6 separate regions of the Mus musculus genome follow, and all the other regions are linked to region 1. A link is a loop called in an ENCODE intact Hi-C map of the cell type or tissue named here. Cell type or tissue: heart. All regions are shown on one strand.

Region 1 (5,000 bases):
AAAAATCAAAACCTGCAACAAAGAGCGTCCCCCTACATTTTTTATGAGCTGTAACATCTCCTGAGAGGGCAGAGTTGTTCTTCTAACCTGCAGATTGATGGCCCTACTTCCACACGGTGTCAGCTGAGGGAAGAAGCAATTAAAGCAAGCACAGGGGGGTGCCAGGTTTTGCCTCAAGAGCTCCATCTCCAGCCATAGCTTCAGCAGTTGCCCCAAGCCCTAGGAAGACCCCAGAAGTTTCATTAGGGCCAGTGGGGATCCCACAATAACCAAACAGATGACAAGTCAGAAGAGAGTGACTCCTGAAAGGCTGTGGCTAACTTCAGCAGTGGCTCCTGTCCTGTGCCAAGCTCAGCTTGGGCACTGTTCATGCTAGTTGTTCATGGGGGCAACCCCGCATCCCAACCAGACAAAAAGCTCTTTTTTTTTGTCCATTGTTCTGAGTCACCCAGTGACCAGCAGAGGGCACAGAAACACATCCTTCTGCCAAGGAGTTCACTTTTTCTCTGGGAGCAAGCTCAGGGCTGTGTTGTATAGCCTCTGAACATTCTAGCTAGTGAAAAGGCAGGTAAGCTGGTAAGTGCGGAGATGTACAGACCTCCTGATGGAATGGTAAATGATCGATGGCGCATGGCTTCTTGTGCGCTAGCCAGTCTGGAAGAGAAAACCCCCATTGCTTGTCAGCATCTAGGGAGAAAGGGAGCAAGTGAGGCAGTCCTGGACCATCCTCCAGTTCCATGGACCCCAGATGTTTTACCCTAGTGCGTTTGGAGCAAGCTGCCCTCTCCCAAGACCAGTTTCCTCTCCTGCATTCATTTCTAAGTCACGAACACAGATCAAATGCCAGCACAGCACCACCTCTCTCTGCTCTGACAATTGGCAGTGGCTAGGGGAGAGGCAAGGCAGGTGGTCTCCACACACCCTGGAGCCACCAAGCCCTGCCAGTCCCTAAGGCTCTCTGCTTCCAGCCGAGGGCTTAGTGCAGGATGGTTGCATTTGATGGAGCGGCTGGCATTTGACAACTAACCGCTTCCTCAACGGAGCGGTACCTGCAGGCTTTTGATAAGAGCAGCCATTTCTCTATCCTCAATGGGCCACCCATCCACAGAGGATACACAGAAGGAAGCTTTTGTGGCTCTTTGGCAATGGGAGGGCAGGGAGGGGGTTGGCCTGAGCTCCCAGTTCAGCTCAGACTGGCAAGGCAAGAAGAAGGCAAGCACAAACCACAGCCTGTTCTGCATTTCAAATCATCACAAAGGTTCCTCTAAGCCAAGATGGTAAACACATAAGAGATGTCAGGATGCTGTTGTGACAACATTTTTGCTGTCACCTAGGAGAGACAAGGTAGGTCATCTCCAAGACAGACAGAAGGCTGGGCTGAGTCCTATGTACACAGAAAGAGAAAGCTGTCCAGGGAATGTCACTCTTATACACTCTGTGCCCTCCCCCATCCCTTTCTCCCTCCTCCCCCCACTTCCCCTTCTCCCTCTCCTGTGACATGCCTGCTGTTTTTCCTTGTGTTTTGATAAAGCGAAAATTCTCAACTTGAACTGATGGAAGAAATCTTTTGATTTCAATGTAAAAATATATTTGATTTGATTCTGAAGTTTGCTTTGACATCCTCTCTGCTCCTTCTGTATACTCTGGGAAGGATGTGCCATACAGTGCCTCTCTCGTCCTTCTGCAAAAGGCATCCTGAAGCCCCCTGAAACCACAGGGGTCTACAGAGCCTAGAAGCTTCAGATATTCTCAGGGCCTTCCCATGGGGTCTCCATGGCTTCCTACACAGCAGACTAGATTAGCAAGGGACAGATGGTAGAAGGTGACCTCCCAAGTGACACTGATGGAGGAAGCAAACAAACAAAAAAATCACCCATGGACCAACTATTTGTGCGAGAAGTCACGGAAGCCCCACAGGCACAGGGAGAAATATGACCCAGAAGGCTGTCCTCAGCCAGAGACTTGGCCCAGAGGCCATTCCATGCTCCTTTATTGACCCAGTAGGTACCATAAAGCTCTGCGACTTCTCTCCCTGGAGGTAGATGAGATCCAAGGAGGGCTGAAAGGCAGGAGATGAAAAGAGCATCTTCGAGGCCAGGCAGCTTTTATCCCCAAACACCACTCAGGGTGGGAGTTGAAATCCTAAAATCTCAGGGTGGGAGGTGGTGATCCCAGGGTGACTGGCCTGCCGCTTGCTTGTTCCTTGGCTCCCACCCAGGTGCCTGGAAGCATTCCAGAGTTAAGTGTGGCTGGGAAATCATCCAGGGTCCCTCTTCCTTCACCCACTTTGTACCCATTTCCCAGATGATCAAAGTCTACCTGGAACAGTACAATTCCAGACAGCTACAGAGCCAGGCTGAGAACAGAACTGACTTCCCTGTTTTCTTGATAGAGGGGTGTTCTTTTCTTCTTTGCCTTCTTGGCTCTTCAGGTTTGGGGGGGGGGTTTCTTTAAAGAGATCATTAGATTCCTAAAGGGCAAACTGGGAAAGTTGGAGATAGCCTGGAATCAAGCACAATGTCCCAACGTTCCTAGTGGAAATGGGGCTGCATTACTTAGGTCTGCCACTGGGTGACACCTTTGGGCCACACATCTGTGAGCTGCAGAAAAACACGCAACTCCTTTTTAAGAATAAAAATATTTAATACTATGAATAAGCAAGTACATCTTTCTTTGGGTGGAATTTAACGGCAGATTGAATGGCCTTTCTGCCTTATGGCTCATCTGAGTTCACCCACACCCACACACACACACACACACACACACACACACACACACTCATGTCTGTGTTCTATTGCCTGTGGCTGTGCACTGTACACTCGGCACAGCAGTGGATCCTTCACTGTCTCACTGAGGACACAGGCCTGTCCCCTTTGCAGGGGAGGGTGTGCCCTCCAGCCCTGGGTGCCACTGAGATAATGCCTTGGAGAATCCTGGAGCAGGGGGTGCTGGGGTTGCTTTAACTCACTTGACTAAAGCTCTCAATGGAACGTGTTCATATGGGGCTCTGTCCATAGCTGAGAGATTCTGGGGAGGCAAGTGGAAGTAAGGGTGGGTACTTTTCTCTCATACTCCCTAAAGAATCTTTTGGTAGAGATGCCTCTCCAGCTTTATGTCTGACATATCCCCTCTAAACTGTTTATTGAGGACCTACTAGGTGCCCGGCACCATATTGAGAACTGATGTGAATACCTGCCCTACCTCCCCCCTCCACCTCCACCCCTTGTTGCTCTCTAACATGAGTGGCTGGCTCATTCTAGACAAAATGTCTTTTATAAATTCAGGGTTCTGCATGCTTTTGGGACATGTTCCTTTTAATTTTTTTATTTTATTTTATTCGTGTGTGTGTGTGTGTGTGTGTGTGTGTGTGTGTGTGTGTGTGTGTGTGTAGATACCTACCTGTTTATATGCACACCACATGCCTACAGTACCTGTGGAGGCCAGAAGAGGGAATTGGATTCCCTAAAACTAGTCACAAGGAATTGTGAGCTGGCCAGTGTGGACGCTGGGAACAGAACCCAGGTGCTCTAGAAAAGCGGCAAGTGCTTTTAACTGCTAAGTAGACGCTTTAATCTCTTTTTCCTATTTTGGTGTCCCTAAGTGGCCCCAGCCAGATTTGACAGCAGGGCTCACGTTGTGTAGAGATCTGCATGAAGAAGAGTTGATGTTTCAACCAAGCAGAGTTTTTATTTCTGGAACACTTGGTAATCTCTGGAGATATTTGCTAGTTGTCGTAGCTTAAAAGATGCTGCTGATACCTAGTAGGCCGTGGGGAGGGGCTTGGGACTTGGTGTTCTATCTATGAGACAGCCCCTCTATACCAAAGAGGAATCCCCCAGCCTGAATGGCTATTGTGCTGGAGTTGAGAATTCTTTACTCAGAGGGAAGAGGACATCTTGCCAGTCCCCAGAAGCTCACATCTTCTTATGTGTACTTTTATTCTGTCCCCATCAGTACTCTCTGTACTTTTAGCAGTCCTGTGGAACTCACATGTGGCGTCAAGACAGGCAGGGGACACACAGCATCAGCTCTGGAACCGTCTCTAGCAGTGTCCAAATAGAACTGACTGTGTTTCTGCTTGCGCTCCAGGTTCTGGCTGTCTGTCCAAGATCTCAAGAAGCAACCTCTACAGGACGTGGCCAAGAGGGTGGAGGAAATCTGGCAAGAGTTTCTAGCTCCCGGAGCCCCAAGTGCAATCAACTTGGATTCTCACAGCTATGAGATAACCAGTCAGAATGTCAAAGATGGAGGGAGATACACATTTGAAGATGCCCAGGTTTGCTCATTGACCCAAATTATTGTCATAGGGCATTCCTTAATCACTTTACAACTCGATCCTTTAATACAAATCAGAGGTTTTATGAGTAGTTTGACCATCAGCTTTCACTATTTATAAGTCAGTCAGTAGAAACTGTGCCAGGTAAGTGTACAGTGAAATCCCAAGATCTTCTTGTTAGGTTACATTACTACACAGATACAGAAATTTATAGTTCTTCAAGTTAGGATGCTAAGTGGAACTGCACCCTGGGAAACCCACCGTGAGTTGAACTAGTTTAGTAAAATGTACTCACTACGCACGTCAAAGCTTATCATTTTCAGAACACGGTCAGGGATCTGCCCTTTTCCTCAGGAGCACAGGCTAACTGGGAGCTTCAGCTCACTCACTATCCAGTGTCTAGAAAGAGGATCATACCAAGCAGCACTAGTTGGAGAAAGATCCAGATCTGAAATCTATTGAGTGCCCATTGCTTATGCACCGTTGTAACTTCAGGGTACTGTAAGTCAAACGGCTATATATTGTGGGACCATTTGTATCTGTCTTATCTTTTCTAGAGAAAAAGAAAAGTGATTTACAGAATTTTACAAAATCTAAACCCCTCTACTAGATAGGCTGAAAACAATAACATGACACCGTTAAAGTGGGAATTGGGAGCTGGCCAGGTCAAGAATCAAGTCCACCCCTGTCCAGCTGTGATGCCCACACTTTGCACTGCTTCCAT
Region 2 (5,000 bases), 94 kb after region 1:
TCTAGGGAGTCAGAACCAGTGTGTGCTCTTGGGATTAGGGAAGATGTGCGCAGCCTCCCTCCAACACTGAAAATCCCATCCATCCCTCAGACAGAGTGGGGACATGACACCACCTTTCACAATCAGAGTCACAAGACCAGGACTTGACATACGAGAGAGATAAAAAGCGTCCCCAGAGGATGGAAGGACAGTAGCCCACACAGCTCTACATGTGCCATCACAACACCACACCTGAGAGGGGACCGGGGAGAGGGGGGCTGGGCTTCCCGTTCATCTGCGTGTTGCTGTGTTTGCTTTTCAGAGCAGCAGAGCAAGCCGGATGGAAATTCATCTTCGGCCCATTACACACAGCTTCCCAGATCTGCAGCCCTTTTTCTAACCTCGGGAAAGCTGTGTCAGCCTTCATCCTGGGCACGGTAGCTAAGCAGCTCAAGGCAAAAACTCTAGGTTGTTCAGTCAGCAAGAGATGGTGCTGGGTCCCAAGGTCCAATGGGGAAAATATCCAAAGGCGTAAAAGGAAGGCTCTTCATTTGTAGAGATTTCCAGAGATGGAGGCTGAAGCTCTCAGCCATCCTTTGGAGGATGTGGGAAAGGTGAGATTAAAGTCCTGGAATGGCTTCTCACCTCTTGTGCCCACTGGGAGAAGTTCGCATCACCCTTCAACCAGGCCAAGAGATAGCAGTGGAGACCCTGTGACTCCAGAGATTAGAATATCACCAGGGGCCAGAGACCCTTTCCCAAAGCAGTCCACAGTAGTACAAGATAGCCAGCGTCAGCTCAGATACTAACAGAGCCAATGAAGACTAAACGTCTCCTTCCCCAATGCTTCACACTCCTAACTTAACCCGAGACCTCTGTGCCCCTCTAGAAACCAAAGTAGCCAAGAGATTCCAAATCGCTGGTCATCTGTCTCTCATCCCGCCCCAGGGACCTCCTGCCCAAGCTCACTCATGAAAACCTTGGGCTTAATAAACAGAGGTGGCCCTTACTAAAGCCACCAAGCTAACCTTTCCCTGATGGGAGATGCAACAGGGATTAGCCAACTCGAAGAAGAAAATCGATTTCGTGTATCTTCCTGTGGATATCTTCCCTTAGCCACCAGGGGTAAAGGGTTATTTGAAAAATGGCCTTTAAGGTTGTCTGTCCTCAGCCTAAACACAAGGTGGGCAGGGAGGGGACTGTGGTTAGGACTTAGCTCTGACCCTTTCTCAAACAAGCTATAGTATACACAGGACAGGCACTCCTCAGATCTGCATTTCCTAACTGTCCAGAAGGCCAGCCTCAGGATGGGAAGGCATCTGAGTGCGCTAGAGAGGAGATAGGCAAGGAGCTAGCTCCTCTCAGAGCCTCCACTGGCTCTGGGGATCCCAGGTCCATCGTGAATTCAGAGATGGGAGGCTCATGGTCTGACGTCAGCTGCCTGAGAGCAGTGCCACCAGTCTGGCTCAGACAGGATCCAGGTGGAGAGCCTTCCCGTCTTCCATACTATCACTAAGGACAGTGGGGAATCTGACTATTCAAAGGAGATTTGAGCCAAAGGAACCCTGCCTGACAGCTCTCAAGTGGACCAAACTCCAGGGTACATTTCATGGTCTCTAGCACTTTAAACCCAGATTCGCAGCCACACTCCACCCTGGCTGTCCCTAGAGACCCTCCAGTCCCTCCGACTGAGAGCTGTGTGCTCCAAGGATCCAGCAGAGCTTTCTCTAAGGCCACCAACAGATAAACCTAAGGCTGCTTGGGAACAGGCTGACATAGTCTTCCCCAAGGAGGGCATTTAGCTGGCCAAAAAGTAAGAGCCTGGTGTGACTTCTTTGGGGAATAGCTAAAAGCTAAATCCTGGTTGTAGCATGTGCAAAGAAGTGGGGGGGGGGGGGGAGGCGGGGGGGGGGTAAAGAGGAAGTGTTTGTCTCCAGTGCTGTCAGTATGGACAAGAGGGAGTAGAAGAAGCCTGAGCTGGGACTCGAAGAGCCCATCCCAGAGGAGGTGTGCTGCCAAAGCCTGACAGTGGGCTGCATCCACCCAGCAAGACCACGGCAGAAGCCACTCCTAGAGGCTGAACCCAAGCCAGCAGAGTCTCTGTGGGTGTCCACTCAGTCCAGGTGTGAGGCTTTTACCTTCCCACGCCAGTTACTTCTCTCTACTGAGCACACTCTGCCAATGACAGTACCCTGACCTCCACTCCAGAAATCCAAAAACAGCATTTGGGAACACAATCTCAGATCACCTGCCTACCAGACGTGCTTCAGCCAGGTACAGCCACTCATCATCCCCCTGGATTCTAGCGCTAAGGATGAACCACTTTCCATAGCATCTCCATAAGCTAAGGACATGTACCTACAGGGGCGGCTAGTGCCCGGGATAACAAATCCAAACAAGGAGCCGGGGGTCAACTGTGTTCTCCCCAACTTCCAGAAGGTGGCAATAACTAGATGTTTCCACCTGCACATCATATGGAAATATGCTCCAAACAGAAGCTAACATACGGATAAGCGGATAAGCAGCCCCGTCCTGGTTGCAGGATGCTTACCGGGTTCCCCCTGGAATGTTTTAGCATTTACAGCCTGATAATGCAACCCGAAGCCTGGGCCAGGGTGAGGCTGGTTTTATTCAGCCCCTGCAGACCAAGCCCATTGCTTTGCGCATACCCAGCCCCCTGCCAAGTGCTTCAGCCAGTACCAGCATGCCCAGCATTCACTCTTGGCAGGCAAAAAATGTGTTCATCTGCCTCCAGGGAAGAAGTAGCCAGGGTGGACAAGCATGGCGGATGCACAGGGACAGCTAGCATGGGCATCTCTTCCCTTGCCTAACAAAAGAGCACAAGGGGCCCTAAACACCCGACCATTTGATGCCAAAGCACAGGTTTATCTGTTTCCCCAAATGCCATGTGGACCTGACACACTGGCAAGCTGGGACTCCCTGCCTCCCCAACCCACCTGCTCCACAGCCCCTCTGCTCTGAGCTTCTGTTTTCAGGCTTCACTCATATATTATCTGGCCGTGTGTCTTTTGCTTTGTTCCCCCCTTAGTCCTTAATTTAGGCTTCTTCAACTACATGTTGAAAATGCACAGGGGTATATTTTTCTTTTATGGCACTGTTTTCTTCCAGCTACCCCTGCACTCTAACATTTGCGTGGCTACAGGGAAGGTGGGAGGGGATGCAAAGAAGGGAGGAGGGAGGAGAAGGGTGGAGGAGGGAGGAGAAAAAGAGAATGAAGGTCACAGTGGGGAATAAACATGAAAGGGAAAATAGAGTCAACAAAAACCCAGACCTCATTGCAGCCATGAAGTCTTTGCACCGTTTTGATAGCATAATTGAGGCTTTTTCTTTTTCTCAAATCTTCAATATTTCTCCAAAAGAGGCAGAGGTGACAAAGAGAAAAGATGGGAAAGGCCACGAGAAGCCATCTGCTGGCTCTTTAGACTGGGCACTGCAGTCCTTGGCTGCAGAAAACTTCAGGGACGATAAGATACAGCTTGCCTGGTGGCTCCTGGCTCTCCCTCTGGTCTTGGATCAACACCAGTGGCTTTCTTTAGGCCAACATACACCCAAACCCACATGTGCACACGCACACACACACACACACACACACACACACACACACGCAATGCACACACACATGAGTGTGCACGCACTCACATGCAATGCACACATATGCACACATATGTACACACACACACATGCACACACATACACACACATGCATACACATACACACACAAGCACACACACATGCAATGCACGTTCACACATTCACACATACGCACACACATGCGCCTGCTCTCATCAGCAATATTAACAACACAACACTAGAGATGGAGCAAGGTGAGCTAACGAGATGCAGTGGGTGGGAGCATAGGCAGGGAGTTCTCAAAGTTAGCTGCTGAGGAATACAAAGACCCCAGGGCCTCATGGGGTCCCTATTTCCGACAGAGGCCTCTTTTCCTGTGTCCCTTCCCAACCCCGGTTTTGTTGATTTGCCAGACCCAGTTGGTGCCGACCTGAATGGCCATCTTATTTGCTTTCAGGATAGAGGTCATTATTAGTAATTATATCTCTGTGGAAGAGGGTTCTGGCTGCCTGCCAGCCCAATCCTGCCTTCCTCTGCTCTGCCCTGGGTAATGTCACCATCAGCACAAATGCTCCCTGTTCGTGGTGAGGCCAACGATGGGGAAACTGTGGAGTGTCACTTGTTCGAGGCTGCTGGCCCCTCCACCTGAGGCTGTCACAGACTCCAAAAGGGCACCCCTGTACTCACCCACACCCTCATGACACCTATGACATCCTATGGCACCTCTCACAGCTTCACCAATGCCAAGGAGCCCTTGCAACCAGTCAGGAGGCATGGCCAGGCCTTCCTCAAAACCCACACAGACCTTTCAAAGGCACACTACTCCTGGCTTCCAGTTTTCCTCCTTACAGGGTGTGTGTGTGTGTGTGTGTGTGTGTGTGTGTGTGTGTGTGTGTGTGTGTGTGTGTCTGTCTGTCTGTCTGTCTGTCTGTCTCTCTCTCTCTCTCTCTCTCTCTCTCTCTCTCTCTCTCTCTCTCTCTTCTGAGAGACAGGTTTAATGCAGAAATGACAAGGCAGGAGCCTACCTCTCTACCTCAGGGCTTCCTGAAGTTGCTTTCTTTGGGCCTCTCTCCTGCTGCCCAGTTTGAACAGCCCTGCAGCCAGGCCTTTCCAGAAGCATCCACTGTGATGGTCAAAGGACCCAATCCATTCACCTTCCGACCTCCTCCTCTCTGCTTCCTGACCACTCCTCAGAGCAAACAACCCAGTCCCTACCCCCACAGTGAGTCTGCAGGCTCCTTAGAAAAACATTTCCAGCTCTCAAAAACTCTGAACCAATCCATGGTTCCCAGGCTGTTCCCACACTCGGGGCCTCTGGAAGAGGATCATAAAGATCTCAAGGCCTGAGGATACTGGAGAATAGCCAAAGAGCCCAACTCACAGATGACCTCAGCGGCCCTTCTGACTACCGATAAATTAGATTCAGTGC
Region 3 (5,000 bases), 140 kb after region 1:
GATGCCCAGCATGGGTGCTGAGAACCAAACATGGGTCCTTCGCAAGGGCAGAAAGGCAAGAAGGAAGAGGGTCCCATCTGGAGGCCTGTTACAATAATTCCTCTCATTAGAGGGAAGGTGGCTGCTATTATATTGTAGTTTCATGTCATTCTCTTTGAGTCCAGTGCTCTGCTCCTGTGATCTATACAGTTGCCAAGACAATTGTCATTGAACATTCTAGGCAAGTAACATGGAAAGTCAAGTGAACTCACGTGAACAACAGAGAATACACGTGGGGTCTGGACCAGTCCAACACATTCACAGGGCTTTGGCACCTCTAAGTGCCCATCTATTTATTCACCTGCTAAGTGGGACAATAGCTTCCAACAGGGCGTCTCAGAAGATACATCAAGAGTGAAATGATGAGGATTTAGTGCGGCAGAAAGTGCCAGCCCCTTTGGGCTACTGTGCAGAAGTGGCCCATACTCTTTGCCTTCTCCATCCACACTTCTAACACATGGCTGCACCTCTTTCAGCTTCAGAACCTAATAGGGAAGGAAGCCGTCAGTGAAGTAAAATCACAGAGAGGGGAGACAGACAGTATTAGAATCGGAAGACTCATGGGATGGGGCAGGCAAGAGTTTGTGCTGCTCTTGCAAAGTACCTGGGTTTGGTTTCCAGCATCCAGGCAGCGCATCTCACAACCTCCTAGAACTCTAGCTCCATGGGACCTGACAGGCTCTTCTGGCCTCCATGGTTACCTGTATTCAGATGCACATGCCCATTCACTGATACTATAAATAAAATGAAATAAGGGGCTGGAGAGACTGCTCAGCAGTTGTGAGCAATGGCTACTCTTCCAAAGGTCCTGAGTTCAATTCCACGCAACCACATGGTGGCTCACAACTGTCTGTAATGGGATCTAAGGCTCTCTTCTGTTATGCAAGTATACATGCAAATAGAGAACTTTTTTATACATGAATAAATCTTAAAAACTAAAAGGAAATAAATCTTTTTTAAAAGCTTAAGGGTTACAAGTGCAACTTCTCATTCCCTATAAGAGGCAAATCAAATTATCTAGACAATGAAGCCTTGAGACGCTTCTACACCCAAGAATGGGCATGACCAGCATCCCAGCCATTTCCCCTCCTCTTTCTCTTCTTCACTTTATCCTCAGCCACTGACCTATCAACCTAAAGGACCAAGTACATTTAGTTCTAATTTTATCAGAACAATCATAGGTTTACATCTCAAATTGAAATAGGCTCTCTGAGACCAAGTGGCCAGCGGGCCTCTCTGAATATACTATGCTCCTCCCAGGTGCATTTCCAATCCGCAAGGTTGAAAGAACAACCCTTGGCAGAAAATGGCCATGGAATCACCAACCTCCAGGGTCAGCACTCAGAAAGATGTGCTCTGGACCAGTTAGACATCATACTGAAGCTGGGAGACACTGAGTCTTTCAAGCCATCTAGAAGGAATGTGGTTGCTGCTTTGTCCAGGAGGACTCGGAAGCTACCATCCATCACAAGACAGATGCTGCGGGATGGGGAGAGTGAATGAACCAAGCTTTCTTGGCACTCACGACTCAGCTACACTCAGAGCCATGCTAAGAGTCACACAGATCCTGCTTACGAGCTCACGAGGGGGCCCTACTTCCTGCTATTCCTAATTCTTTTATTGAGGATCAAACCTCCTCTTGATGTCAATGCTGACAGCATGTTTCTCTCCACTCTGGCTCCAAACCCCCATGCCTGCTCACACCTTTTCTGCTTCGGCCCATCTGCCTGCCACCTGCTGTTGCTTTCAGTGGCCTGCCTTCTCTCTGTCCATACCAACTCCATTCATTCTTCTCTGAAGTCTTGTCCCCACATCAGCTAGCACCGGTACCTCTCCTTGCTGAGCCTGCCTAACATCTGCAGTTGGTGGCAACTTGGCATTTAATTATGCATGCTTTATCTTGAATAATATGTTAACCACCTGTTTCTCTGCCACTAAAACAAAGGATGTCTGGCATGACACACTGGAGAACCATACTTTAGAGTCATAAAAGACAAATAAATAAATAAATAAATAATCTTGTGCTTCAGCAGTAATATTATCTGAAAAGAAAAGAAAAGAAAAGAAGAGAAGAGAAGAGAAAAGAAAGAAATTGACTAAAAAACTCAGACTTTGCCAGCTATCACTAGCACTTTTATTACTTCAACCCCCTTGAGTATCAGATCCCATCTCTACAGAATGGAATTAGTAACCTAACCATCCACCTATGAAAAGCCTAAACCCAGCTGCTCACATGAGCACATGGAGAGCATCCCTTGGACTGGAGAGATGGTTCAGTGGTTAAGAGCACTGACTGTTCTCCCAAAGGTCCTGAGTTCAAATCCCAGCAGTCACATGATGACTCACAACCACCCGTAATGAGATCTGATGCCTCCTTCTGGTGTGTCAGAAGTCACCTACAGTGTACTTATGTATAATAATAAATAAATCTTTGGGCGGGAGCAAGCAGGGACTGAGCAGTCAGAGTTGACTGGGGTGAGTGGGATTGACTGAAGCAAGCAGAGGTCCTAAAAATTCAACCCCCAACAACCACATGAAGGCTCACAACCATCTGTACAGCTACAGTGTACTCACATACATAAAATAAAAAAACATCTTAAGAAAGAAGGAAGGAAGGAAGGAAGGAAGGAAGGAAGGAAGGAAAGAAAGAAAGAAAGAAAGAAAGAAAGAAAGAAAGAAAGAAAGAAAGAAAGAAAGAAAGAAAGAGAAAAAACAAGCAAGCATCCCTTTTTGCTTCTCTGTATGTCCTTCAGAACCTCACACAGTATTGCAACACGGAAGGCATTCAATCGGGTATTGAGCGATTGATCTGTAGCATAAAGCAAAAAGGATTATTACAGAAAGTAACAATGGTTTGAACATATTGATTTATTTTCCCATTGTGGACATAAGGTTGATATTTATGAAGGTAAGACAGCCTATTTTACCCAAAGAAGTGTTCGAGATTATAAACCACTGGTGTCTCCAAATCCATAAGTCAGCCATAACGCAGCACTAGCATCAGGGTGATGTCTCACTTGCTCCCCCAGCAGGTATCAGCAGACGTTGCCTTGTTAGAGTCACAGTCCACAGAAAGCTCACGTCACACACAGAACACAGCACAACTGTCGCTTCTTTAAAACAAGCACATCGAAAACAGTGTGTGCCGAACTTCTTTCCCAAATGGCTTAGGTTCTCTAGAAAGGCTGCTAACCACTTTCCTCCCAAGTAGAATTGTGTTGATAAAACATTGTCTTCTACTGGACCCTTATGCCTGACCAGCTGGAGAGGTTAGGAGACAACTGTGAACGACGGTGATATCACTCCATCTGAGCTGGATGAAATAGTGAGGCCCTATTAGCAAGCATGTGATTCATTCGTGAGGATGAAGTTGGAGGCTGTGAAATCCATGGAGTTGAGAACTGGGACTCTAGAGATGGGGCTTTCCGGAGTACCATTCAACTAGCGGCCTCTTGGCCTGTCTGTCTGACTTCTTTTTCACATCTGTGGCATTTCTCTGGAGGAAACTGTCTCTTCCCACAATAGTCACATGCCAGCTGGGGTCCTGTAACACCCAATGAGTAACGTTGCTTCAGTGCAAACAGAGCGTGCTTAGAAGTAGAATTTTCTTGACTCTAAGACACACTCTTGGAACCAGTCTTGTCCGTGTTTCTCCACTTGCTGGTGGTAAGTAGGCACCGGCTCCTTTCATGTTAACTCTATGTGTTGCAGAGTTAGACCTCAAGAGGCCTCCTCTCCCATTCCCCTACCTCCACACAGGAAAAGACCTTGGCTTCTTGACTACTGGTGAGCCCACCTTAGCCTCCAATGACGAAAGTTAGTTCTCAGTGTCAAAGAGTTTGTCTATTTGCTTTCAATCCCCCAAGGCACGTCTCCTGTCCTCACAGTAAGTGGTCAGTATCTTTTTCTCAGTGACACACTGAAGTTATTAAGTGACCACTCATGCTCCTTTCCAAGTTAGACAATCTCTAGTGCTAAACATTTCTTTAAAGGGCTTGCTTGCTCTTATGATATACTGTTGTTAATCTTTCCCAAAATTTTAGATTTTTTTTTAGTCTTTTTTATTTCATTTGAACATGGTCTTATCACTGCTGATACCAATACTAACATAGCCTAAGAATTACTTCTCAGGACTTGCACATCATTCCCAATTTAGCCTTCAATCACTCACTCAGATAACACAGTAGCCACTGGATAGGGTTCTAGTAAGACCATCTAGGTCTATCCCATGTATAACTAGCCTTGGCAGATGATGGCTAATAATAACAGGCAAGTCCAGCATAGTGGTACACTCTTCTAACTCCAGCACTTGGGAGAGGGTATCGTGTTCAGTGGTAGAACTCTTGCCTAACACCACCTGTGAGTTTAAGTTCAATCCCCAACATTACAAAAAAAAAAGTAACATACAGCACTCAGGAGGCAGTTTCGGGAAGATCAATAAATTAAAGCCTGGAATATTCAGTAAGAGCCTGTCTTTTCTCTCAACCATTAGAACATAAAATAATAACAACACAGCCAACATAACTGAATGGATTGGGTCAGTAATAAACCATGGCTAACCACTGTCAATGACTCTCAAAAATTATTTCCTACTTTATGTAGTGAAGCTCACCTAACCAAGAGATATGTGCTCCTCACACCATGACTATGCAAAATAGAAAACACTGGATTTACTGACTTTAAATAATCTCCATCCCTCTAGTCTAGCCTGAAAACTGACTTCCAGGTGATGCGAACACGGGATGAAGCTTGAAACAAGAGCAGACACAAAAACACACCAGTTCCAACCACTTCCTTCTTTCAGGAAACTCTCAAAACCTAACAATAAGCCTCACCAAAAGGAACCCTGGGATCTGAAAGGGTAGCCAATTCGCTTAAGACATTGAATTGAGCATCTCCTAACCATGGCAAAAAAAAAAAAAAAAAAAAAAAATCTCTTCAGTAATTTTTGGCATGACAGC
Region 4 (5,000 bases), 390 kb after region 1:
TGAGCCGCCTGAATGGAAGCCAACAGACTAGGCTTCTGGGAACTGAACTCAGGGTCTCTGCAAGAGCAGATGCTCTTAATCACTGAGCCATCTCTCCCACTCTCATAAAATGTCTTCTTTAGGAGATAAAAAAAAAAAAAAAAAGACTGTCCTCAAGTGGGTAATGGTCACACATCTCTGAACAGACTAAAAGCCATTGAACCATACACTGGGGAAGGAGGCTGTGTGGTAAACGAGTTAGATCTTGATAACATTTCAAAAACTCCCTCCTCATAACAAATGACAGAGCCCCACACGTGTGTGTGTGTGTGTGTGTGTGTGTGTGTGTTGTGTGTGGCTGTTTTTGTTTTGCTTTTTTTTTTGCGGGGGGCGGGGGGGGGCTGGGGGGAGGTGGTTTGGTTTGGTTTGGTTTAGATCAGCATTGAGCATGCAGAAGACATTGTATGGGATTCAGTTTATCAGTCAGGGGATTCTATACCCATCATAACCACCTGTTTCATAGCAGGTAACACGGGATGAAACTGTGTTCCCTGGAAACCTTAAAATCCTGAAGCTGTAGCCATGACTAAATATGTGAGCTCATTAGCAGGTAGTACAGGTCACGCCATCACACCTGGAGGCCGAGGGGTTTCTAGAAAGTCTTTCCACGCAGCCAAATAAAAGCATTCTCATCTTACGTATTAGCTACACTGGAGAGACTCCTAAAGCAAACCCTCATAAAGTAAGGGCCGAGGGGAGGCTGGTGTCCAACGTGGCCACGCCTACCCCATCCCTGAAAGCAGCCTCGTCTGGCCTCAAACATACTTTATAGCCAAGACTAGCCTCGAGGGTTGATTAGAAGACCAGCCTTGTCTGTGGGCCAGACTGCCTCTGCCTCTTGAATGATTACAGGTGTGCTCCTGACTTTCTGTGACTGGGGCAGGAGAGGGCGTTTTGTTTTGTTTGTTTGTTTGTCTTTGTTTCTCCTTTGTTTGAAGGCAGGCTCTCCTTCTGGACCCTGACCTGGCCTCATGCTCACAGCAATCCTCCTGCTTGAGACTCCCAGGAGCTAGAATTACAGGCATGAGCACCATGCCTAGTTTATGTTTGGCTTGTGATTTAATTGAGAATACAGGGGTGGGCAAATCACGAGAATAAAAGTCATTTGTCATTTTTACGTCTTTAACTAGCTTTATCATAAATTGTGAGGTTTTTTTTATATAAAATCTCATAAAACGTCGTGAAACACTTATAACAATATTAAAGAATATAGAAGTACAGGAGAAATAGAAAAAAACTTTTAAATAAATCAGAAAATTCACTTCTGGCAAGTAACTTAATCTTGAACCTCAGTTTATTCCTCTGTAAAATGTAGCTATTCATACCAGCTTCTACATATGGCAATGTAGATGATACATAGAAATGTCACTGATAGTGCCAGCAAGGTAACTTGGCAGATAAAAGTGCCTGCCACGGAGACTGACAACCTGAGCTTCATCCCTGGGGCCCACATACTGAAAAGAAAGACCTGACTCTCACAGGTTATCCTCTGACCTTCTCATGGATGCCATGGTGCGTGTACCCGCGAACACTTCTTAAGTCATTTCTTAAAAGACCAATGACTGCCGGGCGTGGTGTCGCACGCCTTTAGTCCCAGCACTTGGGAGGTAGAGGCAGGTGGATTTCTGAGTTCGAGGTCAGCCTGGTCTACAAAGTGAGTTCCAGGACAGCCAGGGCTATACAGAGAAACCCTGTCTCGGGAAAAACAAACAAACAAACAAACAAACAATGACTGAGCTGGGGACATGGTGGGTAGAGCACCCACCTGGGATGTGCAAGGCCCTGGATTCAACTTCCAGAACCACAAAAGAAGAGAGAGAGGAAGAGCAGGAGGAAGAGGGCAAGGAGGAGGAAGAAGAAAATGAGGATGACAAGTAAAAGGAGGACCAGCAGGAAGAGGGGGAGCAGGAGGAGAGAGAACAGGAGGAGGGAGAGGAGGAGGGAAGAGGAGGGGGAGCAGGAGGAGGGAGAGGAGGAGGAGCAGGAGCAGGAGGGGGAGCAGGAGGAGGGGGAGCAGGAGGAACATGAGCAGGATACATAGTAAGCACTTGAGAGCTACTTCTTCCTGCTGGTCAGTGAGTGAATGACCAAGGACTGGTTACTGAGGAGGTAGAGGCATGGAAAAAAAAAAAAGCCAAAGGACAAGGAGTAGTGCAATTACAGGAACCAGACTCTGGTCACCAAATCTGAAGCCTAATAAGACTGGGCTGCAGTGGGTGCTAAGTCCCTCCTGTGTGAGGGGAAAGAGGTTTCAGACCAACCAGAGCTAAGTGAGGGCAGTCTGGCCTGTTCAACCCCCACCACCACCACCACACATACACACACACACACACACACACACACACTCTTAAAGAAGGGACCCGTCCTGCCAATGCTTTCCTTTTGAGGTATCATGGAACTAGAATCAGAGGACCATGAGATAGGATTAAACTTAACTCTCAGGACACAGTAGTTATTCGCTGTTGATAGGGATGTTTCAAAAGCCTGATTTGTTGGAAACCAACGTCTAGACCTCATTAGCGTCCCTTCTCCCCTGATGTCAGGTTGAGGGAAGAGTGGGGCTTCACAACTCTTCTTTACTGAAAAGAGTCTGGCCAAAGTGGAACACGCACACCAGAGTTCCGAGACCCAAATTTGTTACTGGCAATCGAGTGCCCTCTAGTGTCGGTTAGTGGAAAGACACATTTGTAAACAAGTTGAGAAACTCCTAGACATGCCAAACAGCAGTATCTTCTTACATGGATATGGATATTAGAGAGTAGGGAGGGGTATCGATAAAATACAGATGTGGGGTCAGAGAAATGGTTCAACCGGAAAAGGCACTTTCTGCCAAACCTGATTCTGGGTACTGTCCCCAGAATTCATGTGGTGGAAAGACAGAACTGATTCCTGCATGTTGTTCTGATCTACAGAACATATGCTTGGTGCACACTATACACACACACACACACACACACACACACACACACACACACTACGCTGTCATCAGAACTTGTTTTGTCTTGTCTTGTCTTTGGGCTGTTTTTATCATATAGGCTGGCTCCAGTGGAGAGAATATACGTACCCACTTTCACAGCCAAAGCAGTGCTGGCATCAATCTATTTGACAGTGGGGAAAAAAAAAAAAAAAAAACCCAACCACACAGACTTACCTCCACAAGCTTGTCAGTCCAGTTCTTAAGGGTGCCAGGAAGTTACATTCAGTGGACGCAACAATTCCCCAAGCAAGTATTACCTAGCTCGATGAGGCTTGGGCTGAGAAGGTAGGAAAACTGCCCTCGAATGCAAAGACAGAAAGCCTTAAATGTCGGGAAGAGCTCACAGTCCGAACCTGCGTTCTTCCTGCTTTGAGAATCTGGAGACATACTGCCTCTTGATAAGAACTCAGAGTGTGACCCAGTTACTCCCTTTGCACCTGATGTCTCCGGCGCCTTCCATTTCTTCCTATATGAATGTAGTACGAAAGTTCTGAGACTTGAGCCAGATAATGATCAATTACCTGGAAAAGAACATCCAAAAATATGGTCTGAGATCCGGTTTACCGACTAGGCCTTCCAGAAAAATTCCCAAAGCCAGACCTATGGATGATCAAAGTTTCAGAAAACTGTTGTTTGATATGGAAGTCACTAAGGACACCTACATTCCTCTTTTTAAACATTTATTTTCACTTTTAATATATGTATATACGTAACTGGCGTCTATTTTAGGTAAGAAGCCCCCAGGAGAGCAAGGCAGGAAACAGGGCAGAGTCCTGAATTTGTTCTGTGCTGCATACTGTACAGTGGTCATCGCTTAACAATGCTCTGATTTCTGGGAACCCTGCAAGGGACTCTCTTGCAGAGCCATGGTTAGTGCACAGGGCCCCTGTTCTTCCTGCCTTCCCTTCTGGACTCTTACCCATCCAATACCAGGAGTGCTCTCTTAATGGATGGGTGGAAATAGTTTAGGCAGAAGTTGAGGAAGGAGGAAGAAGGTAGTGATGGCAGGCTTGCTTTCAGAGCTAAGAGGCCACATAGGCTTTGAAATGTCCCAGATGAAACAAACCCCAAAGCCCCAGAGCAAAGTTGTCACTTACAACTGTTACCGATGGTTGTGGGCTGCCATGTGGATACAGAGAGCTGAACTCAGTCCTCTGTAAAAGCAGCCAGTGCTCTTAACCACTGAGCCAAGCCATCTCTCAAGCCCCTGGGGACCTATTTATAATTACTAGGAAAAAAAGACATCTTGGGGACTGGAGATGTCAGTAAACAGTTGAGTTGGTAAAGCACTTGTCTAGAGTGTACAAAGTCAGCCGGGCGTGGTGGCGCACACCTTTAATCCCAGCGCTTGGGAGGCAGAGGCAGGTGGATTTCTGGGTTCGAGGCCAGCCTGGTCTACAGAGTGAGTTCCAGGACAGCCAGGGCTACACAGAGAAACCCTGTCTAGATAAATAAATAAATAAATAAATAATAGAGTGTACAAAGTCCTATGTTTAAAACTCCAGCACGATGTAAACCAGGTATAGTGGTGCACACCTATAATCTCAGCACTCTGTAGGTGGAGGCAGGAGGCCATACTTGAACATACATGCATACTTGAACATACATACTTACTTACTTGAACATACATACAAATATGCATACTTACTTACTTGTACATACATACATACATACATACATACATACATACATACATACAAGACCAGCCTGGCCTACATGGCAACTTTTCTTTTCCTCCTGTCTTCTTGTCTTCCTATCTACCTTTTTAATTTTTCTTCTACATTTATTCGTGTGTGTGTGTGTGTGTGTGTGTGTGTGTGTGTGCGCGCGCGCACTTGTGCACGCTAGCGTGAAGGCCAGAGGACAACTCTCAGTAGTCAGCTCTCTCCTTCCTAGTATGTGGGCTCTGGGGATCAAATTGAGGTCTTCATGCTTAGTGGCAAGCGTCTTTATCTCCTAATGTGCATACACACATGCAGACAAA
Region 5 (5,000 bases), 310 kb after region 1:
GTTAGCCTCACGTGATTTGCAGCTCTCTCTGCTTTATGCTTGCAGTTGAGCTGTGATCGATCCCTCAGCTTCCTGCTTCTGTGGCCATGAGGGAGGCTTGCTGCCGTGCCTCCCTGTGGTGATGGGCTCACCACTCTGGAACCATAAGCCCAAATGCAAACTCTCTCTTCTACAAGTTATCTTCGTCACAGTACTTTATCCCATTAACAGGAAATTAATAATACAGCAATTTTCAGAATAGTTAAGCCAATTTTAGGAAACTGTGCTAAGGAATGATTTAAAAAACGAGCCAGTCCAAAGAGGATATTTAGGGACCAGCAGAATGTCCTGGTCAGTGAATATTTCCTGTCCAAGCATGAAGACCTGTGTTCCTTTCTCCAGCACCCCTGCAAAAGCCAGATATGATCGGGAACACTTGCAATCCCAGAGCTGGAGAAGAGGAGATAAGCAGGTAGATCCCTGGGGCTCACTGGTCAGCTACTCTAGCCAAATCAGCCAGCTCCAGTTTAGTGAGAGACTCTTTCTCAAAGTAGAGAAAGACTGAAGAAGACACCTAATGTTGCCTTCTGGCCTCTATGTGCAGAGACATGTAGCAGAAATGTACATACAACTTTTGTTACTGACTCATTTATACCAACAAGAAATCATTTAGAGGGCTGGAAAGATGGCTAAGCATTTAAGAGTTCTGGCTGCTCTTTGAGAGGACACAGGTTCAATTCCCAGCACCAACATAGAGGCTCACAACCTTCTGTCCCAGAGGATCAGATGCCACTCTTTGGGCCTCATGGTCACCAGGCACCCATGTGGTATACAGACATACATGAAGACAAAATACTTATACACTTAAATTTTATTTTTATTTTTCAATTAAAAAAATAAATGATCTGCCGGGCATAGTGGCGCACGCCTTTAATCCCAGCACTTGGGAGGCAGAGGCATTTCTGAGTTCGAGGCCAGCCTGGTCTACAAAGTGAGCTCCAGGACAGACAGAGCTATAAAGAGAAACCCTGTCTCGAAAAACCAAAAAAAAAAAAAAAAAAAAAAAGAAAGAAAGAAAGAAAGAAAGAAAGAAAGAAAGAAAAAAAAATGATCTAAAACAAACCATCAGGAAAACAGTCAGAGATCCATATTTGTCCAAGGTAAGAACATAACAGATATCTTTCAATTCACTCACTTCATATTACATACAAACTTCAGAAATAACTGAGAAGTCCTGATGACTATACATGCTAAAAATGGGCACACGTGACTTATGGGGAAAGCATATTCGATTTTTCCCATTGAGGTAAGAATTGAAAATCATCTAAATTCCTATCAAGAGAGGTGAAATTAAATAAATTACATATCCACACTTGAAATACCTTATTTAAAGTAGGATTACAGGTTGGGATTATAGCTCATACAGCTCTTATCTACCCAGCATATTCAAAGCCTTGGATTCGACCCCCTGGTACTGTGAATAAAAAGGGATTGGGCTGTGGGTATATTGTCAAATAAAAAGAAAACAAAGTGCATTATGGGAGGGAGAGAAAGAGAGAGGCCGTATGGGGGTGGCAGTAGCCTCAAAGTATAATGTGTGCTTCGGTAAAAATGGCTTTATATCACCCTTTATAATAAAACTAAAATATAAAAGATATAGCCCAGGACACTTGGAAAAGCAACTTTTGGGTGGAGAAAAGAAATAAACTAAGTGAAAATGTATAACCCTAGGATATTATCAGAAAAAAAAAAAAAGTAGAAAAGAAGTCACACAACTCTGGACAAGGAGACAAGAGGAAGGGGGAAGCTGGTGGGGAGGGGGGGTGCCATAAAGGAATCTGATATTTGAAATACTAATAAAAAAGTGTGTTGTGTTGCTTTTCATTTTTATGTGTTTCAATGAGGTAGATAAAGATGCTCCCAAGAGCCATAGGTTATTAAAGAAATAGTCCCGTACCAGGGGTGGGATACTGCCTCACCACTTGGTCAGGGAGGTCCCTGAGGCCCCCAGAACACTACAGGAAGTTGTCACTGCTATTAGCTCTGCACCAGAACTAGTAGCACTAGACTTTATTACCTAATTACCTATCACCAAAGACACCAATGGGCCTTGATTACAGGACATGAAGAATTCAGGCTAGACCTGGGCTGGAAGCTTCCTTCTTACTGGCTAGCCCTCGGAGGTATGCAAGGCTCCTAGGGGAGAATTCCCAAGAGGAGGAGTCATACTCAGCTATGGTCTCTGTGTGTAATAATACTGCCTGGCCAAGCCTGACGAGTCAATGGTGCATCAGTGACAAGCCTGTTATGGGGGGTTGAACAACTGTTTCCCGCCTGATTATATTTGATACCTAATTTACAGGACAAAATTCATGTCTGGGTCACAAATCAAGCCAAAAGCCTGAGGCTGGGGAGGTCATGGGGTGGAGTGGAAAAGCTACTTCTGCTGTTTTGGCTAAACTGATGTGCCCATCAGATCACCCTCTAACTAACCGTTGATGCCCATAGGTGAGCGCTGCTGTCCCTGTTGGCCAGAGAAGCTTGTCTTTGTGATGGTCACAGATGGCTATAGAGATGCTTAACTGTAACTCAGTCAAACGTACTAAGAATAGGTTCCTGTTGAGTGACCAGTCATAGATGGTCTCTCTATCACTTCCTCCACGGTCAGGGAACATGGCAGAGGAAGGGGCAGAAAGAATGTGAGAGGAAGAGGAAGGGAGTTAAGGTTAGGTACAACTCAGCTTCTTGTCCAAAGAATGGAAGCCATTCTAGAAATACCACGTATCTTCAAAAGCAAGCTGTGACCTTTACAGCTGTTCTAAAGGGGAAACCTAGGGGTCAGGGGAGGGCGGGTCATAGCTGTAAACCCAACCCAGAGAAAAGGCGAGAGAGGAGAAGGATAGAGGCGCCACCTGCCTGCCCACACATCCAGTACAAGCCCAAGATCCCCAACATGGCCTCTGTCAGCTTCCCAGAATCGTTTGCTCTCATGAGACCTTCCCATTCCTCATAAAAATCCAAGTTAGCTAGGAAAAGAGAAACTCGGGGAAGGTTTTAAACTCACAAGACTGCAGCCGGGATTTCAAAGTGACACCTAAGCCAGCCTTGTTGGCATAAGCCTGAAATGTCAGGATTTGGAACCGAGTCCAAAAGCGGCAGCAGGAGGGTTGCCAAGCTCAGACCCAGCCCAAGCTACATAAAGAGTTCAAGGCCAGCCTGAGTTAGGGATTGTGAAACCCCGTCACCAAACAACCAAAAGAGAAAGTACAACTACTACCATTCTGCCTCTGCTCACCTCGAATCATCTGCATCGCTGACACAGCCTCCTGCAAACCTGAGATCAGAGTCTCCCTTCTTCAAAAGATTAGAGATGTGAGGCCAGGAAGCCTACGTGCCAATGCCAGGAGGAAAATCTAAAGGCCAGGAAAGTGGGAGAGGAAGGAGGCCTCATTCCAACATGCAAGGACGTGAGTTTCTGTCCCTGTCTCAGCTCTTACCATTCCCAGCAGGCCTGGCCAACATCCAAAGAGACTCCGGGCTGGTGAGCCCACGAATGTGAGGCTGAGATAAGCCGGGGAAGCGAGGATTAAGCTTGCCCAGGGTTATATATGGGCTGCTGTGCGCTGACATGAACCGGGGGAATCTTAAGTTCCCAGGGCATTTTCTGCACTCATTCCTGCTCCCAGGATTAAGAATCCTCTCTTGCTTCCTCCCTCCCCCTGGACCACCACTAAGCAGTTGCCTTGTGAATAGCAGAAAAGTGAGGCTTTGTCTGTTTGGTTCTGGTTTTGGTTGTAACATACATGATAAAATCCTGTGGACCTGTGTACTCATTTATAGTAAAACAGACTAAGAAACACCATTTTCCCTTTGTCTATGGGACAGCCACCTAGTGGCACATATTTCAAAAGCTACAAAAGGTCTAAATCTAGTCCAGGCCCCCCCCGGTTGGAAACATGCTTTGGGAGCCCAGAAAATGTTCTGCCTCCTTCCAGCAAGGGGGAAACTGAGCCCTCGGGGAAGCAGCAACGTGATGCACCTGAACAGAAAGGAGGAGAGGTGACCCCAGTACATCAAAGAAGGCTGAAGAAAGGACAGTGACGTGACTTTCAGGAGCCCAGGTGCCTAGCGGGTCGATGCTTATCTCCTCTGACCAACTCCAGGCATCCCTAACTTTGTCCTGTGAACCCTCCGAGGACAGTAAACTCCAGCACAAAGTGACTCTCCCAAGGTCTGGAAGAAAGGAATGTCTTCCCCCTCAGCCTTGCCCGAGGCTCGACGCCTGGAAAAATTCCTGGGATGATTTGGTGTAGTCTGGGATGGCTCTGGAGCCATCCAGGCTGGAAGAGAAATGTGGTTTTGAACAAAGGCTGCCAGGACCAGTCTTGGCGACTTAGGGACACTTTCAGGTCTCAGTATTTCTGCCCTCACCACCTGCTAGCCTAGACTGGATCTTCTTGTTTGGGGAAAACCCTTGAGATCCTTGCCCTCCATGAGGCAGTCCTGGTGACCTCATTCTGAACTGACTTGCCATGTTCCCAAGGCTCCTCATGCATGCATGCCCTCGCCCCGGCATTAGTGTCAGTCCCCTGGAGACGTCAACACTCAATGACCGACAACCAGGTCATACACACTTGGCCTTTCTCCTTTTCAATTTTTTTTGGGGGGGGGGGGGCATATGTATTTGTGCTCAGCGTTGCTTATGAGTGGGGGCACATGCTTGTGTATGCTCACATGTACGGAAGCCTGAGGTTACTGTCAGGGAGGCAGTCCTCAAGAGCTCTTCTCCCTGATTCATCGAGGCAGACTCAATCAATTCCAAAGCTCGCCACTCTCAGTAGTCTCAGTAGCTAGCTTGCTCTTAGGATCCCGTGTGTCCACCTTCGGAGGCTGGAACTGCAGCATTGTACATAGGTTCTGAGGATCCAAATGGAGTTCCTCGTGCTTGCTCAGAAAGCACTTTAACCCCAGGCCCTGTACATAATTTTTTGGCCAACCCCCTGCCGGCATCAACCTTCACT
Region 6 (5,000 bases), 250 kb after region 1:
ATGTGTGCATCTCTATGTTGCTTACTCGCCTACTGCAAGAGGAGGCTTCTCCGGTGAGGGTTGAGCTATGCACCGATCATGGTTGGGTCCCTTACCAACCATGTCACTGTGGGATCCTTAGTGTCAGACAATTACAAAGGAATGGAGAAGAGCCAAGGAGGACATGTGTGGTGGGGGGACCCAGGGGGGGTGGAAATGGCTGAGGTGGCTCCTTTGTAACTAGCTGCAGGTCCAGATAGAGAAACTGTTTCTTGGACCTCTGTGAGCCACTCTTAGCAAATGACCAAATCTGAAGGGCATCATGGGAGCTCCTACTTTGTATTTAGAGGTCAGAACCACAGTTGACAGCCTGGACTTGTAGTTGGCCCATGAAATGAGCAGTCTTGGAAAACTGGACCCTCCATCTGAAGGGTCTGATGACGCTCCAGGTAAAGAGAATGTCAAAGACTAAAACTGTGGATATGCAGGGAGTAACTACGGGGAATCAAAAGATTGCCGGTGTGAAGAGAACAACCTACCCGTTCTTGAACAGATGTGTTGTGCATGGATATGGAAAGAACAGCTTGTTTTCAATGGCAAAAAAGCACATATAAAGATGATCAGTTACACCATCAATTAGAGGAACACAAGTTAAAACTATAGTAAGCATCACTAAACATCCTCCAGAATGACCTTCTTGACTGACGGTGTGTAGTATTAGCCAAGAGAGAAAACGATGGGGCCTTCGCACAGAGCGGGAGGGAATAATCTCTACTTCACCTTGGAAAACCGCCTGGCAAGTTCCTAAAAAGTTAAGCATTCACCTTCTTCATGATCTAGCCATTCAGTGTTTGAGCCGTTTGCCCCAGAAAAATTAAAGCACACGTCCATGCAAAGACTTGAACACAAAAGTTCATAAAATGCCTCCTTAATAATAGGCAGAAACTAGAAAGACACCGAGACCTTCATCAGCAGGAGAATGGGCATAAAGAGGGTGACAGCCATACGTCAGGACACTACCTGGCTGTTACAGACTCGTGTTAGCACATGGATGATGCTGAAGTAATTACAGCAAGTGAAAAAATGTAGACAGCGCCACCTCTAGAATGGAGTACATAGCTGTAGATTCCAGTATAGGACGAGATCAATGGTTCACCCCCAAAAAAGGGGAGAATAGGAAGATAAAAAAGAACTGGGCTAAAGGGGCTTTAGAAACTTTGTAGGGTTGTGTGTATGCTCATTATTTGGATTGTGCTGATGGTCTTATGTGTGCACACACACACACACAGAGGGTTTCTCTGTACAGTCTTGGCTGTCCTGGAATTAACTCTGTAGACCAGGCTGGCCTCAACTGAGAGATGCACCTGCCTCTGCCTCCTGTGTGCTGGGATTAAAGGCGTGTGCTATCATCGCCCAGAAGGCTTTCTTTTTTAACCTTATAGATCCTTTGCATGCATAGGATGGCTTCCAGTTTTGAGGTTCTGTGGGAATCCTGCATGTATGTCTGTCTGTCTTGGCATTTGTATGTGTTTCTTGTGCCTTTCCTTTGTTTCAGTTTGGGTTTGTTTGTTTGTTTATTTGTTTGTTCCTATTCTAGTTTATTTGTTGTTTTATCTTACTTTATTTTATTAATTTTTAGATGCCTGTTTGTTTTCTAACCAGAGACAGAAAGGATGTGGATTCAGATGAGAGAGGGGGTCGGAAAGGATCTCAGAGGAGTTCCAAGAGGGAAAACTAAAATCAAAATATACTGTATGAAAACGTTCTATTTTTAATAAAAGAAAAATAGAAAAAAGAATAAAAAGCAAAAGATACAAGAAACCAAACAGGAAATCGAGATGAACAATTGTAATCAAAGAAGCAAAAAACTTTCCCATGAATGAAGCTCATTAGCAGAATCCAAAGGAGGAAAATAAAAGAGAAATTATAGAAATTGTTCTATCTGAGGAACTGAGAAACAAAAATGAATAGAATCTCGGGGGCTGCAGAGATGGGGGGGGGGGGTGCTACAGAGATGGGTCAGCAGTTAAGAACACAATTGCTCTCTAGAAGAACCGAATTGACTCCCAGCACCCACATGGCAGCACACAAGTGTCTAATTCCAATTCTGGGGGGAATCCAGCGCCCCCTACTGGCATCTGCAAGCACTACACACATGTAGTATGCTTACATTCATTCAGGCTACATTCATTCAGGCAGAACACCCATACATACACATAACAACAAAGGTTTAAATTTTTAAACCAAAAATAGAACCTAGGGAACAAAGAGGGCAGATCTGGGGCTGTAACAAGAGACCTAGCAAGTGTGCTCTTGGCATCCCAAAAGAAAAGTGAATGGGGCTGAAGATATTGCCAACAAATCTCTCAAACTTGGAGAGAAAACAAAAACAAACAGGAAAAAAACAGGCCCAAAACTCCAAGTAAGCTTCAAACAGAATAGATTTGAATAAATCTATTCCAAGGCACATCAACATTAGACTTTTGAAAATAAAAGCAAAGAAAACCCTTGACAACAGTGAAAAGAAACGACGATTCTCATACAAGGGAGACGCCACATGACTGGCGGCAGATTTCTCATCACTAGCCGCCTTAAGACATGGCAAGTCTTTCAAATGCTACTCAGAAAAGACAATCGATTTGTAATTTTATACCTAGCACAAGTATTCATTGGGAATAAAGGAAAAATAAACATGTTCTCCAACAAAGGCAATCTAACCCTTATCACACATCTTTAAGTAAATTCGATAAGCATTCTTCAAGCACTGAAAATTGTGTTTGATGATTTGATGTGCTCATCAGTAGAGAGAAAATGTTTATTTTAAAAATGGTTCTTTTATTAGTGCCACCATCTATCCAACTGAGTTAACTGGTCTGTAGGACAGCTATCTTATAAATGAATTTGGTAAGGGGACCTGATGAGATGAAAGGTTGGGTGTGGATATGAAGTAGTTATATGAAAGAGATCTTTGCACTGAGGAGTTTCCTGTCTTGATTATAGTATTGGTTACATGGGATAAAATGACAGGATCTCCAGGAAACCCCATGGAAGAGGAGGTAGGGTGTATGAGCCAGGGGTGATAGAGTGTGGGGAGCGGGTGTGGCGGCAGTCCCAAAGGCGCCAGGGACTGCAGCTAAGTCATATGACTTGCACCTGACTTCCTCATATAAGACACAAACATCTTGAGTGCTGCGCAGGTGTACCAGGATACAGGTGAATCCAATTTGGTGGAGATTTGCCCCTGCTGCCCTGATTAGCTGAAGCCTCGTGACTGGCGAGGGGGCGTGGCCTGCGGTGCGTGGATGAGAGAGAGTAAAAAAGGAGTGAGAGGCCCAGGGTTCGGGGGAGATATAAACAAGAAGAATCAGGACTGAATAAACTGCTGTTAGAAGGACTGGTGGTCGCGTAGTTCTTGCTGGTCGAGAGCGGGCGCGACAATAGAGGACACAAAGAAAAACTAAGACCCTCTAAATCAATGAGCAAAGTTCATGTGAACTCACAGAGACTGAAGCGGCATGCATAGGACCTGCTCAGGTCTACACCAGGTCTTCTGCACTTATATTACGGCTTCCAGCTTAGTGTTTTTATAGGACTCTTGTGTGTGTGTGTGAATGAGTGGATCTCTGTTTCTTGTGTCTTCTTTTGGGCTCTTTTCCTTCTCTTGGTTTGTCTTGTCCAACTTCAATGGTATAGTTTTTGTCTTTTCTTATTATATACTATTTTTATATTTTTTGAATGAATGAGTGAGTGAATGAATGAAAACCTATACACTGGGGTAAAAGTTAACAACTGTCACTTACACCTGCTGAGAGCAGGAAAATCAAGTTTTCTCCAGTAGAGTGACACTGGGAATATCAACCACTCCAGAGCAAACCTCATGTTAAGGAGCAGTTGGACAACATATAATAGACTCCTCAGTTGTGTGTGTGTGTGTGTATATGCGTGTGTGTATGTATGTATGTTGTGTGTATGTATGTTGTGTGTATGTGTATGCACGTGTGTCTTTATTTGGTTATAGTGTGGTGGGTTTTTTATTATTATTTTGTTTTCTTGGTTTGGGGGATTTGTTTCTGTCTTAGAGTTTCGTCCATTTTTTGAAAAAGAACTTAAAGATGGCAGGCCAGGAAGGGGGAAGGGATCTGGAAGGATTTGGGGGAGGGAAGAACATGATGGAGATATATTTTCATTTTAAAATTGTTTTAAATAATAAGAAAGGAAGGAAGGAAGGAAGGAAGGAAGGAAAGAAAGAAAGAAAGAAAGAAAGAAAGAAAGAAAGAAAGAAAGAAAGAAAGAAAGAAAGAAAGAAAGAAAGAAAGAAAGAAAGAAAGAAAGAAAGGCAAAAGCTTCTCACACTTCTCACACACATTTTACCATTATCAACTTCTGGTGTGATCTTTGGGGAAAGCGAACGAAAACCAGAAAGGTGTTCTAGGTGCCGTGTGCAATTCCCAGGAGGTATATGGCAACTTAACATGAGAAGCTAATTTTAAGAAAGGAAATTCGCTGGGTGTGGTGGTGCACGCCTTTAATCCCAGCACTTGGGAAGCAGAGGCAGGCAGATTTCTGAGTTCAAGGCCAGCCTGGTCTACAAAGTGAGTTCCAGGACAGCCAGGGCTACAGAGAAACCCTATCTTGAAAAACAAAAACAAAAACAAAAACAAAACAAAAACAAAAAAGAAAAGAAAAGAAATTCTATGAATCCTCTAAACAGATCAACCCTTAACAAGTAAAACCAAAATGAAACCTATAAATCCAACTATGTAGAAGACTTACTGTCACAACTAACACAGAAGACTATCTGAAGTGACTTTGAGGCACAGTGGCTTGACACCACAAGAGGGCAAGAGATACAAAGTGCAAAAAGAAAAACTGTCAAGTCCTGTCCGGTAATCTTACTACAAATAGCCCTGCTGTTACTGAACTACCAATGTGCCTATTGTGCACTCTGTATGTGATAAAGCAAGGGTGTCCACATCATTAAATCCAGGTTCAGGGGTATATGCATATGTGTGTATTTATGC

Evidence for each region. Hi-C counts contacts between places; a loop is a spot of excess contacts. Peaks named below come from ENCODE experiments on the same cell type or tissue, not always from the same donor. Only the 100,000 strongest peaks of a DNase experiment are listed, where the experiment ranks them.
Region 2: it touches region 1 in a loop (2.2-fold over the local background); 2 of 42 quality-filtered maps call a loop at or near these places.
Region 3: it touches region 1 in a loop (2.4-fold over the local background); 2 of 42 quality-filtered maps call a loop at or near these places.
Region 4: it touches region 1 in a loop (5-fold over the local background); 39 of 42 quality-filtered maps call a loop at or near these places.
Region 5: a loop joins it to region 1, with 2.2 times the contacts of the local background. A loop is called at or near these places in 2 of 42 quality-filtered maps.
Region 6: a loop joins it to region 1, with 6 times the contacts of the local background. A loop is called at or near these places in 4 of 42 quality-filtered maps.

The regions. Positions count from the first base shown.
Region 1 is chr12:83,112,024-83,117,023 of GRCm38, forward strand. Rgs6 (regulator of G-protein signaling 6) reads left to right here. Exons shown (of 17, transcript NM_015812.4): 15 at 4,090-4,276. Among named protein-coding and RNA genes, the nearest start is that of 1700030I03Rik, 6.9 kb to the right of the region's middle. In heart, CTCF peaks have their summits at 438 (motif pointing right) and 2,572; no DNase peak of the experiment used is centred here; H3K27ac peaks cover 1,372 bases.
Region 2 is chr12:83,205,565-83,210,564 of GRCm38, forward strand. No RefSeq gene overlaps it. Among named protein-coding and RNA genes, the nearest start is that of Gm51988, 53 kb to the left of the region's middle. In heart, a CTCF peak has its summit at 2,414 (motif pointing right); no DNase peak of the experiment used is centred here; H3K27ac peaks cover 3,519 bases.
Region 3 is chr12:83,249,599-83,254,598 of GRCm38, forward strand. The region is part of intron 8 of Dpf3 (D4, zinc and double PHD fingers, family 3); the gene reads right to left. Among named protein-coding and RNA genes, the nearest start is that of Gm51988, 97 kb to the left of the region's middle. In heart, no CTCF peak of the experiment used is centred here; no DNase peak of the experiment used is centred here.
Region 4 is chr12:83,499,730-83,504,729 of GRCm38, forward strand. No RefSeq gene overlaps it. Among named protein-coding and RNA genes, the nearest start is that of Dpf3, 14 kb to the left of the region's middle. In heart, a CTCF peak has its summit at 2,699 (motif pointing left); no DNase peak of the experiment used is centred here; H3K27ac peaks cover 829 bases.
Region 5 is chr12:83,421,391-83,426,390 of GRCm38, forward strand. The region is part of intron 1 of Dpf3 (D4, zinc and double PHD fingers, family 3); the gene reads right to left. Among named protein-coding and RNA genes, the nearest start is that of Dpf3, 64 kb to the right of the region's middle. In heart, CTCF peaks have their summits at 2,896 and 3,865 (motif pointing left); a DNase peak (open chromatin) is centred at 3,501; H3K27ac peaks cover 3,025 bases.
Region 6 is chr12:83,362,884-83,367,883 of GRCm38, forward strand. All of the region lies in intron 2 of Dpf3 (D4, zinc and double PHD fingers, family 3), which reads right to left. Among named protein-coding and RNA genes, the nearest start is that of Dpf3, 120 kb to the right of the region's middle. In heart, CTCF peaks have their summits at 2,114 (motif pointing left) and 4,807 (motif pointing right); no DNase peak of the experiment used is centred here.